Regions from separate parts of the Homo sapiens genome. Here regions 1 and 2 are each linked to region 3. Evidence: chromatin contacts called from ENCODE Hi-C or POLR2A ChIA-PET data. All regions are on one chromosome and are shown on one strand. Each heading gives the region's core, a stretch centred on a gene start or an enhancer-like site at or near the end of the contact. The rest is flanking DNA. Distances are from core to core; before and after follow the strand shown. Region 1 holds the start of RIF1 (replication timing regulatory factor 1). Region 2 overlaps FMNL2 (formin like 2). Region 3 overlaps CACNB4 (calcium voltage-gated channel auxiliary subunit beta 4).

Region 1 (3,703 bases), core at 656-3,155, 590 kb before region 3:
GGTGGCGCATGCCTGTAATCCCAGCTACTCGGGAGGCTGAGGCAGGGGAATCGCTTGAACCCAGGAGGCGGAGGATGCAGTGAGCTGAGATCAGGTCAGTGCACTCCAGCCTGGGTGATAGAGCGAGACTCCGTCTCAAAAAAAAAAAAAAAAAAAAAAAAAAAAAAAATATATATATATATATATATATGTATATGTATATATGTATGTGTGTGTGTGTATATATATAAATATATGTAAATAAATATAAATATATATAAATACATATAAATAAATAAATATATATATAAGCATACTATGTATGTACTGCGTCGTTTGGCAGTCATTTTGCTAAGTGCAGATGACACAAAGAAGAGCAAAAAGCAACATCCCACTTCTAGAGCTGAGAGTTGCAGCACATGTGAGTGAGGGCTCAAATCCTGGGCCAGGAACCCATGATGGAGAGTTCCATTGCTGCTGGGCTTCATGTGTCTGATTTAGAGTTAATGCAATCCTGTCTGTTGTGGAGAGTGCACGAAGGCATATGAAAAGGGGAGAAGCAGACCGGGCGCGGTGGCTCACGCCTGTAATCCCAGCACTTTGGGTGTCCGAGGCGGGTGGATCACGAGGTCAGGGGTTCGAGACCAGCACGGCCAAGATGGTGAAACCCCGTCTCTACTAAAAGTACAAAAATTAGCCAGGTGTGGTGGCGGGCGCCTGTAATCCCAGCTGCTCGGGAGGCTGAGTCAGAGACTCGCTTGAACCCGGGAGGCAGAGGTTGCAGTGAGCCGAGATCGCACCACTGCACTCCAGCCTGGGCGAAAGAACGAGGCTCCGTCTTAAAAAAAAAAAAAGGCGGGGGAGGAGCAGCATATTCACAGTAAGGAGAAATGACTGTCATTGTGTTTACTGACGTTTCTCTAGGGAAGAAGCCCTGGCCAAATCCCACCCTTCAACCCCCCAGGGGCCTAACAGAAGAATGCACATCCTCGGGAGCTACCTAAATCTACTGAATTACAATGCATATGGGCGGGGCCCAGGAATCTGCAGTTTAATAACGAATATCCCCAGGCCATTGTTATGTACGCTTAAGACCTGAGAACCATTGGCCTCTCCAACCTTTTCTCACTTCACCTATTAAAAGCCCTATTTTATAGAGGAGGAAATTGAGGCATAGGTTAATTAACTTGCTAAAGTCACATGGAACCTAGACCAGCTGGAATCTAGACCAGCTTGAGATACAGTTCTTTTCTTTTTCTTTCTTTCTTTTTTTTTTTTTTTGAGAGACGGAGTCTTACTCTTACTCTGTCGCTCAGGCTGGAGTGCAGTGGCGTGATCTCGGCCCACTGCAACCTCCGCTTCCCGGGTTTAAGCGATTCTCCTGCCTCAGCTTCCCAAGTGGCTGGGACTACAGGCGTGCGCCACCACACCCAACTAATTTTTGTATTTTTGTTTTTTTTAAGTAGAGACGGGGTTTCACCATGTGTTGGCCAGGCTGGTCTCGAACTCCTGACCTCAGACTCGGCCTCCCAAAGTGCTTGGATTACAAGGTGTGAGTCACCGCGCCCGGCCAGCTCTTAGTCTTAAACCCAACAGTACGTTATCTCCTTTTGCTAACTGATTTGTTGCTAAAACTTCAACAAGCACTGGACTTGGAGTTTGAACACTTAGTCTGAGGGCCCACTATGTTCAGTCTAGTGAGTCTGAGCAATTAACTCACATTTTGAATTTCAAGTCTCTCGCCTTAGGCAAAACACCACCACCTGATGCTCACCAGAGGGGCGTGACGCGGCAGCTGGGCAGGGAAGGGATGGGAAGGGATGGGAAGGGAGGCGATCGATAACTCCGGTGTGCCGCTGACTGTTGGATTGGCTCGAACTTCTCCCGCCAGGCCTAACCTACTCCCGCGCACTCCTGGGCCCGCCCAGCCGCCATCTTGGTCTAGGAGGGAGCGCGCCGCACGCGTGAGTAAACAGCCGGAGCTGGGAAAGTCGAGCTCTGGCAGCGTCTGGGTGCTGAGGGGCAGAGGCGGAGAGAACCCTGTCCTGATCTTCCTAGGTGGGATAAATATCGGGGTGACAGTGGTAGGCCGCGGGGAACCCTCAGTCTGCCCACCCTCCGCCCCCTCGCGGCGAGATGCCTCGTTCCCCGGGCTTCTCCCGCCCTCCGCCGATCTCCTCCCTCTGTTGAAAGCTGCCCGGGAAAGTGGTGGCGGGAGCGGGCCCAGGCCCGAATGTGGCGTGGGCTCAGGTGTCTGGTGTCGGGCGCCGGAGGAGGTTCGCGCTGGGGTTTGGTGATTCGGAGGCCTGGGGTGCAGACGCGGCGTGGCTGTGAGGCCCGGGCGGGCGTGCGGGTGTGAGGGCCGGACTCACACTGGGCCGCCGCGGGGCTGTTTCCATCGGTCACTGGATTTTCTCCTCTTCCGGTTCGGGCCTCAGGGTGGCCGACATGACGGCCAGGGGTCAGAGCCCCCTCGCGCCGCTGTTGGAGACTTTGGAAGACCCTTCTGCCTCCCATGGAGGGCAGACTGACGCTTACCTGACTCTGACCAGGTGAGGTCCGCCACGGGGCGTAGCGGAGAGTGGGGCGCTCTATAGTGGGGAGAAAGAAGGTGGTTGGGAGGGGCGCGTAGAATGAATGTGAGTTCTAGAAGTCTAGCAAATGTGAGGACGCCCGAGTCGCGGACGCCTTGGGGGGCGGGGGAGATGTATTCTAGGTGACGTTCCCGGGTACTGCTGCTGCTGCGCTTGAGGTGTGTGTTTGGAACGAGGGAGCATGCACGTGTGTTTTGCAAGCGAGGGATTTTTAAAAGTTTCGGTTGGAAGTAGTTGTTGGAGGAGGGGTCTTCAGTGTAAACCTCCGATGTGTTGGGAAAATGTGGCTACCCAGAGTTTTTTTAACAGAGCAATACACTGATTTTTATTAATTGCAAAATGCTTCAAAGTAATTTTCATAGAAATGTACTAAAGTTTTGTAAAACCCTTTGGAAAGGCTTAGCAAATCGTTAGTAACTAGGAATAGGGATCCCTGTTCTGTCTTTTTGGAGTCAGGTTGTCACAACTTGCATGTACTCGATGTAAAAACTTATTCTGAGGGTTTTTCTACTTTCATTTCTGATATATATTGCATTATATATTCTGTATACCCTTAAGGACCTTACCTACTGGGTCAATTCATTTGCAGGAGTTAGAAAGTAATTTTTAAAAAGATTGTACATGTATTTTTGAGAGTATTTTTTTTTTTCCTGTCAACTACTTAAACTTGTGTTCTTCCTGCTTTTTAAGTCGTATGACTGGAGAAGAAGGAAAAGAAGTAATTACAGAAATTGAGAAAAAACTTCCTCGGCTGTACAAAGTTTTAAAGGTATGTATCTGTTTGTTAAACAGTTTTTCACTTTTGGTAGTTTGGTTTTTTTTTTTGGTTTTGTTTTTTTGTTTTGAGGTGTAGTTTTGCTCTTGTTGCCCAGGCGAGAGTGCAATGGCTCAGGCTCGGGCTCGGCTCACTGAAACCTCCGCCTCTCGGGTTCAAGCGATTCTCTTGCCTCAGCCTCCTGAATAGCTGGGATTATAGGCATCCGCCACCGCCCCGGCTAATTTTGTATTTTTAGTAGAGAAGGGGTTTCTCCATGTTGGTCAGGCTGGTCTCGAACTCCCGACCTCAGGTGATCCGCCTGCCTCAGCCTCCCAAAGTGTTGGGATTACAGGAGTGAGCCACTGTGTCCAGC
Region 2 (3,775 bases), core at 703-3,202, 590 kb after region 3:
GCATATACATATGCAGAAATAGTAAGGCTACTATTAGTTAATTTTCTATTTAATAAAAAATTTGTTTGTTTATTGTTTCCTTAGTGCTGGCAGACTAGTATATATTATTTTGTTAATTCTTAGATGCACCATCTGAGGTAGGAACATAGAGGGAGAGCTCAGAGCAAATGGGCCTACTGACGTCTCTAGTAAATGGCAACTCTGGGATTTTTACACAGATCCATTTAACTCAGAGTTCATATACAGCCTTACATAACATGTCTCACATTCCAGGCACTTTCCACACATGTTCGTATATTGTCCTCAATTTTCCACCGAAAAGCAAACCTAATGGGAATGGTTAGAGATTGGATAGATTATTGGGGTGTTTAAAATTACTGGTAAAATTCAGAACAGACCATACTGTTTGTACAGGGCCCAGTGGGAGAAGTGGGTAGGTCCTGAGCAGGGTGATCAGGAAGGGAAGAGACCTGATTTGATGGAGAGAATTCTGGGAGCAGAGAGATTGGCATGAAATCTGTCTCAAAGGCAGCATAAGTCAGAATATATTTGTTCTTTAACCAGGAAAAATATCTGACCAGGGTCCATGTTACAGAACAAAACATGGCAAGAGGCAGGCATGAATGAGGTTCTGAGGAAACAGTGGTGGAGAGACTGGAAACCTGTGATTAAAACAAACAAACAAACAAACAAACACCTCAACTAGAAGATAGATACAAATAGAAGGGAAAAAAGAGAAAGGGAAGAAATTCACAGTTACATAATACTTTACAGTTTAGAAAATGCTATATATATATATTGCATTTGATTCTGTGGAAATCTGCAAAAAGCCTTTTATGTAATTTGGATAAAACTTTAGGAGTATTGTGTAGCTCTGCAGAAAATACAGTAGAGGGGAGAGATGCTGGAGTCTGGAAGACAGGTGGTTCAGTTGTCAAATGACTCAGCCTTGGACCCAGTTTGTGGCCATGGCAATGAATATGAAGCCAAAAAATGAAAGAAAAGGCAATAAGAGATAGGGTGATCCACCGAATATGAGAATGGACACGAGGAGAATAAGAATCTGTTCAAATAATATACACTTAATGAAGAGGAAAGTAGCCCAACTATAGTCAACAAATACAATCTGGGGATTTCTTTTTTCAGGCAAAGAAAATAAAACTTTTTTTTTAATTTATTTTTTTAGTGGGGGTGTAATGCCCGAGGTCAGATTCTTAGCTGTGCAATGAAGGTAATGAATGAGAGAACAAGTTTAAACAGAGGTGACTAGGGAGAGAGAGAGAGAGAGAGAGAGTGTGTGTGTGTGTGTGTGTGTGTGTGTGTGTGTGTGTGTGTGAGAGAGAGAGAGAGAGAGAGAGAGCGAGAGAGAGCCAAATGGGGATTGTAACTAAGTAACTAAGGAGGAAAACTCCCCCACAGGGACCCCAGTCCAGAAGGAAAAGAGTGAAGAGACAAGGTTAGAATGGGCTAGAAGGATGCTCAGAAGAGACCAGCACAGTACAAAGGGGAAGGTGGTCAAGAGGATGAGAGGATTCCTGGTGGGTCTGGTATATTGTGATGTAAGTTTTTGCTTTAGGTGAGAAGTTAGTCAAGTGGTTTTTATATATCTTCCAAGTCTACAATTTTATGATTCTATATAAAACTTTGTGTACACATGCCTATGTATGTAACATGTATTGTGTGTACCTATTCAAATAGTTCCCTCTAAGAAAGATTAAGTGCTTCTTTGACTGCAGATATGAAAACAAGGTACCTAGATAATAAAATGATAGGTGCTTTCATTTTTCAAACAAGAACAAAAACTGACATGTTTGAGGCCAGTTGGCAGGAGAGCAACAATCCTAAAAGAGATCACTATGACTGCAGACAGTATTGTGACTTCCGGCCTAAGTTCCCTTTTATGACTACTTGGAAGGTGGCTGCGTCAATCCCTTGGCTCAAGTTTCATTTCAAAAATCTGCCATGTGTCTAAGGACGTCGCTGTTTCCCTAGACTGAGAGTGAGCTGGCTGTGCTGGCCATGCTGTTAGTACCACCGCACGAGGTACTGTTGAGGACTTGTCTGTGGAAGAAGCATCCCTGGCTTGTGTAGCTTTTGAAAGATGGAGCTTTTGAGTCTTGATTTAAGCTTTTAGTTTCCCAGCTCCCCTGTCCTACCCCAAACTGTTCTGCCCACTGCAGCTCAACAGCCATTCTTTATTCCTTTCAACACAGTGGTATATGTGGCTACTGCCCAGCTCTTTAATTCTATGTATCAGTCTGCCAAGAATATATAGTCAGACTCGGTTTTCATTCACAATTGACTGAAACACACTCACTAGAAGAAAATAGCCCAGTGGTTCCTACTTATGGTCCAACAGTCACTGTCAGTCACCCTTCATCTTGCAGTTGAGCTCTCTGACAAGATGTTCCCCGCAAACTCTGCGTCACAGGGGAGTGGAAATGGCCAGTCATGGTAACATGAGCTTTAGGCTCTGTGTTGTTTTGGCAGTTTGGTTTTGGCAGTGGAAAATAAGGGCTCCTTCCCTGCCAATAACTGTACTAGCAACACATGTGATATCCCAGATTTACTGGTTCACCACCAAGAACAACACTGAATTTTTCATTTCATTTTCAACTATTTTCCAGGAATAGATGTAAAATTAGTAAATGGTGCTTTCTATGTGGAACGTGTCAAGAACATGTTTAGCACATTGGTAAAAGATAATGATCTTTTTGTTCCTTGTGTATTTGTTCATGATTGATTGATTGATTTGATTGTTGTTGCTTTTGAGGCAGAGTCTTGCTCTTGTCACCTAGGCTGGAGTGCAGTGGCGCAATCTCGGCTCACTGCAACCTCCACCTCCCGAGTTCAGGCAGTTCTCATGCCTCAGGCTCCTGAGTAGTTGGGACTACAGACACGCCACCACGCCCAGCTAATTTTTGTATTTTTAGTAGAGACGGGGTTTTGCCATGTTGGCCAGGCTGGTCTCGAACTCCTGACCTCAAGTGATCTGCCTGCCTTGGCCTCCCAAAGTGCTAAGATTACAGGCATGAGCCACCATGCCCGGCCCATGATTGTTTGATATTATGGTGTCAGGCGTCCCAGACAAATTTGTTTACTTGGGTGGATTCATTCAGTATGAATTTCTGAACTTTGAGGAATGTGTGTTCTATATATTTTTTTTCCCATGCGGAGGAGATCTCTTTCTGTCCCTTTCCCATATTCTTGCTTGAAATCTAACATTCACCTGGCTTTGGGAAAAGAACATCTTCTAGCCTTATAATGAGTCTAATGTGACAGAGTGGGTACATCCCAGAGATAATCAGAGAACAGTTAGGGGCTGTTTCCATCCAACCTGATAAGTACCAGGGATTGTACCTGGCCTTATTAAACAGAAGAATTGCAAGGAAGTCTTTTTTTTTTTTTTTTTTTAGACCAAGTCTCACTCTGCTGCCCAATCTGGAGTGCAGTGGCACCATCTCGGCTCACTGCAACCTCCTCCTCTCAGGTTTAAGCGATTCTCCCGCCTCTGCCTCCAGAACGGCTGGGATTATAGGCATGTGCCACAACGCCTGGGTGATTTTTTTTTTTTTAGTAGAGATGGGGTTTTGCCATATTGGCCAGGCTGGTCTTGAACTCCTGACCTCAAGTGATCCGCCCACCTCGGCCTCCCGCAGTGCTGAAATTACAGGCATGAGCCACTGAGCCCGGCTGTCTTTTTTTTCTACCTTGGAAAATGGTGGAGGGCTCCTTTCTATATGAAGACACTATTGGTCTCTGTGTGATGTGGCTT
Region 3 (3,812 bases), core at 809-3,308:
ACAGCAGCATCAAAATGAGCTTGATACCATTCTATGTGGTGTTAGTGATGACCAAGGACTCAAAAGGAAGCATCTGTGGTTACATGCAATAAAGAGGTACTAGTGTTAGCAGGATTCCTATTTGAAATAACTTAGTATTTGCATTTTTGAGTTTAGCAGAAAGTCTCCATTTGAATTAATAAGGGTAGAAAATTTGAGAGCCCCAATTAGGTTCTGCATTTTTAAAATACATTCCATCAATGAACATCATGCAAAGCATGCTTTCCACTCCCAAGCAAATGAATTTCCATCTCCAGGGCCCATGGAAAATATAAAGTTTTGCCTGATACCATTTTCTTCCTGTAATTTAAAGACATTCATCTATACCATTTGCTTTATTATCCAGATTTTAAAAACATATCTCGGCCGGGCATGGTGCCTCACACCTGTAATCCCAGCACTTTGGGAGGCTGAGGCAGGCAGATTGCCTGAGGTCAGGAGTTCAAGACCAGTCTGGCCAATATGGTGAAACCCTGTCTCTATTAAAAATACAAAAAAAATTAGCCGGGCCTGGTGGCATGCACCTATAATCCCAGCTACTTGGGAGGCTGAGGCAGGGGAATTGCTTCAACCAGGGAGGTGGAGGTTGCAGTGAGCCAAGATTGTGCCACTGCACTCCAGCCTGGGCGACAGACCAAGATTCCATCTAAAAAAAAAAAAAAAATCTCTACAGCTGTTCTCATAACTTACACAGCCCCATTTTTCAAAACAGCTCTTGATGCGCTTATTATATTTTGACCTCCTCTCCAAAAGAAAGGAGACACATTTCAGTGAAAGCTTTAAGGTTTTTCTGCGGCAGTTCCCTCCTCCCCCTTCTCTGCTCTATTTTGGTATGGGTTACCTTTCACAGTGTTCTAGAGAAACCTCTCTTCGTTTTCCAGCCTCAAGGTAACTGGATAAAAATGTAATTCATCATTGTATTGACTATATTTAGATATACAGAATTCTTGAAATATTTACAGTAAAGAAGGAAGATTTTTAAGTTAGTTGAGGATGCTGGGATGGAGGAAAAGGAATATTTTAAAGAGAAATTAATAAAAAAAAAAACCTTACTTTAAAAAAAAACCAAACAAACATGGTCTCTGTCACCCAGGCTGGAGTGCAATGGTGCCATTAAGGCTCACTGCAGCCTTAAACTTCTGGGGTCAAGCAATCCTCTCACCTCTGCCTCCCAAGTACTCGGACCACAGGCACATGCCACCATGTCTGGTGACAGGATCTCGTTGTTACCCAGGCTGGTCTTGAACTCCTGGGCTCAAGTGATCCTCCTGCCTCAGTCTCCAAAAGCGCTGGGACTATAGGCATGAGCCACCGTGCCTGGTTGATTTGCTCAACTTTGACAAATCTTTGTAGGTACCTGAAGAACATGTACATTCCATAGCTATATCCTGAATAAGTAAGTCGGGTACCTGTGAGGAGGGCACCATACACCTTCCTTTATTTCCCTCTGAATGAACCCCTGGCAAACTCTCCTCTACCTACCCACTGCCCTGAGAGGTTCAGGCACTACCTAGTCCCTTCCAAGATCCTCCTCTCCTTTTCGATGTTCTGTGCAGAAGCCCCATTCCTGCCCTTCTGTGCAACTTAATTTAGCATATATTGGTCACACTTCTGCCCTGTGCAAGCCCCATGTTAAGGAAGGTCTTAGTTGAAAGCACTAGACCAATGTGCAAGAGCAGGTCCTGAGTTATTCAAAACTGGAAACAACCCCCGTGTCCCCCCTACTTTACATACATACACACACACACACACACACACACACACACACACACATGCTAACAACCAAAACCTCCTTCAGTCAATCCTGCCCCTCCTGCCTTCAGTGGAGTGGGCAGCTGATGCAGGAAGGAGTTGACTTATGAAATGACAGAGTCCCTTCTAGTTTTCCTGAAATTACAAAATCTACCAGCAGAATAGGGCTCCCGCAGCACCACTTAGCTGGGCTGGACAATGGGGATAGGGGAGGAGTCAGAGGCACTGTGGCAACCAGGTCACATCAGCATTCTTCAATAGGAAGACCATAAATATCAGTGGTTAAGCAGTTTTTCTGTTTCTTCAAGGCAGAGCCACAGCGGCGTTTCTTGTCTGTTTCTCTTTCTTAAGGAGCACTGGGTAGTGACATCTAGTGGTCCCTATTTAAATTACTCTTGGATGCAAATCAAAACCACAATGAGACACCATCTCACACCAGTCAGAATTGCTATTATTAAAAAGTCAAAAAATAACAGATGCTGGTGAGGTCGTGGCAAAAAAGAAATGCTTATAAACTGTTGGTGGGAATGCAAATTAGTTCAGCCCCTGTGGAAAGCACTTTGGAAATTTTGCAAAGAACTAAAAATAGAACTACCATTCAACCCAGCAGTTCCATTACTGGGTATCTACTCAAAGGAGAATGAATCTTTCTGCCATAAAGACACATGCATGTGTATGTTCATCGCAGTACTATTCACAGTAGCAAAGACATGGACTCAACCTACATGCCCATCAGTGGTGGATCAGACAAAGAAAACGTGGGACATATACATCAGGGAATACTAGGCAGTCATAAAAAGAACAAAATCAGGTTCTTTGCAGCAATGTGGATGCAGCAGGAGGCTGTCATCCTAAGAGAACTAATGCAGAAATGGAAAATCAAGAACTGAATGTTCTCACTTATAAGTGAGAGCTAAAATTTGGGGTCACACAGACATAAAGATGGGAACAAGAGACAATGGAGACTTCAAAAGGAGGGAGTGAGGGGGGCGGAAAAACTTCCTATTGGGTACTATGTTCATGATCTGGGTGAAGGGATCCATAGAAACACAAACCTCAGCACCACACAACCTCGTCCTTGGAACAAACCTGCACATGTATTTCTAAATCTACAATAAAAATGGAAACATTTCTTAAATTACTCTTGGACTACAGTGCCATGACAAAATAAATGAGAAACAGCTTTCAGGAAACTCAGAGTTAATTCTAAGTGCAAGTGCAACCACCACTGTGTCCCAGATTTCTGTCACAACCATTTCGGGCAAGTTACTTCCCCTTTCTGCACCTCCATTTCCTTATTTGTAAATAGGGATAACAATGGAACCAAGTACATGGGCTATTTGGAGGACTGAAGGAGATAATATATGCAAAATGCTCAGAACGGTGCCTGGCACATAGTCAGCATTCAACAATGTTCGCTATCATTAGTATTCTACTCCACCTGTCTTTGTCATACCATAAAAATCATTTTTTAAGTACTTAGTGAAAGTGCATCAATTTTTACCCATAATCTTCTAGTGCTATTGACACAGCCAGGAAGATATGCCTCATATACCATGTGGTCTTGCATATGCCCTCGACACCACTCTGCATGCCTTCAAAGGGCACAGCAACCTCACCATCAGAAGTTCAATGTCATCCAAGCCCATCAGTGGCCCACATTGCCCAGGATTTATGTTTGAGATCTGAATGTCTCAGGTGGGATGTGCTCTATTCAGCTTGCCACAGTCCATACTACTCCCTGTCACCTGGACTAAGCCACTTGTCTCACATTTGTTACCTGCTGGCCTCTGAAAACACTTGAGTTTGAGTTTGATGCCCCCGTTCCATATCTCTCTTTTTTCTTTTCTTTCTTTTTTTTTTTTTTTCTTTGAGATGGAGTCTCACTCTGTTGTCCAGGCTGGAGTGCAGTGATGCAGTCTCGGCTCACTGAAACCTCCGCCTCCTGGGTTCAAGCGATTCATGCCTCAGCCTCCCAAGTAGCTGGGACTACAGGTGTGAGCCACCACATCTGGCTAATT

What was found. A loop is a pair of places that touch in the nucleus more often than their neighbours do. ChIA-PET counts read pairs that join two places held with the same protein, here RNA polymerase II (POLR2A). Pooled maps may share reads with other maps.
Region 1: a pooled map shows a loop between it and region 3 (4-fold over the local background). The contact joins the promoter of RIF1 here to the enhancer-like site in region 3. A Hi-C loop is called at or near these places in 3 of 50 pooled maps. POLR2A ChIA-PET finds 5 or more read pairs at or near these places in 2 of 52 experiments (B cell and K562).
Region 2: a pooled map shows a loop between it and region 3 (2.0-fold over the local background). The contact joins two enhancer-like sites. A Hi-C loop is called at or near these places in 1 of 50 pooled maps. POLR2A ChIA-PET finds 5 or more read pairs at or near these places in 2 of 52 experiments (A673 and activated T-cell).

Annotation. Positions count from the first base shown.
Region 1 is chr2:151,407,997-151,411,699 of GRCh38, forward strand. It overlaps RIF1 (replication timing regulatory factor 1), which reads left to right and starts at 1,906. Exons shown (of 36, transcript NM_018151.5): 1 at 1,906-2,037; 2 at 2,418-2,531; 3 at 3,264-3,342. The coding sequence starts at 2,428. RefSeq lists enhancers at 817-1,515, 1,516-2,214, 1,819-1,978 and a silencer at 819-1,113.
Region 2 is chr2:152,592,568-152,596,342 of GRCh38, forward strand. All of the region lies in intron 9 of FMNL2 (formin like 2), which reads left to right. Among named protein-coding and RNA genes, the nearest start is that of PRPF40A, 120 kb to the right of the region's middle. Within about 2 kb of position 1,953, at least 8 of the 41 ENCODE cell types and tissues checked have a DNase peak (open chromatin) inside an H3K27ac peak, as active enhancers do.
Region 3 is chr2:152,002,758-152,006,569 of GRCh38, forward strand. The region is part of intron 2 of CACNB4 (calcium voltage-gated channel auxiliary subunit beta 4); the gene reads right to left. Among named protein-coding and RNA genes, the nearest start is that of CACNB4, 94 kb to the right of the region's middle. Within about 2 kb of position 2,059, at least 5 of the 41 ENCODE cell types and tissues checked have a DNase peak (open chromatin) inside an H3K27ac peak, as active enhancers do.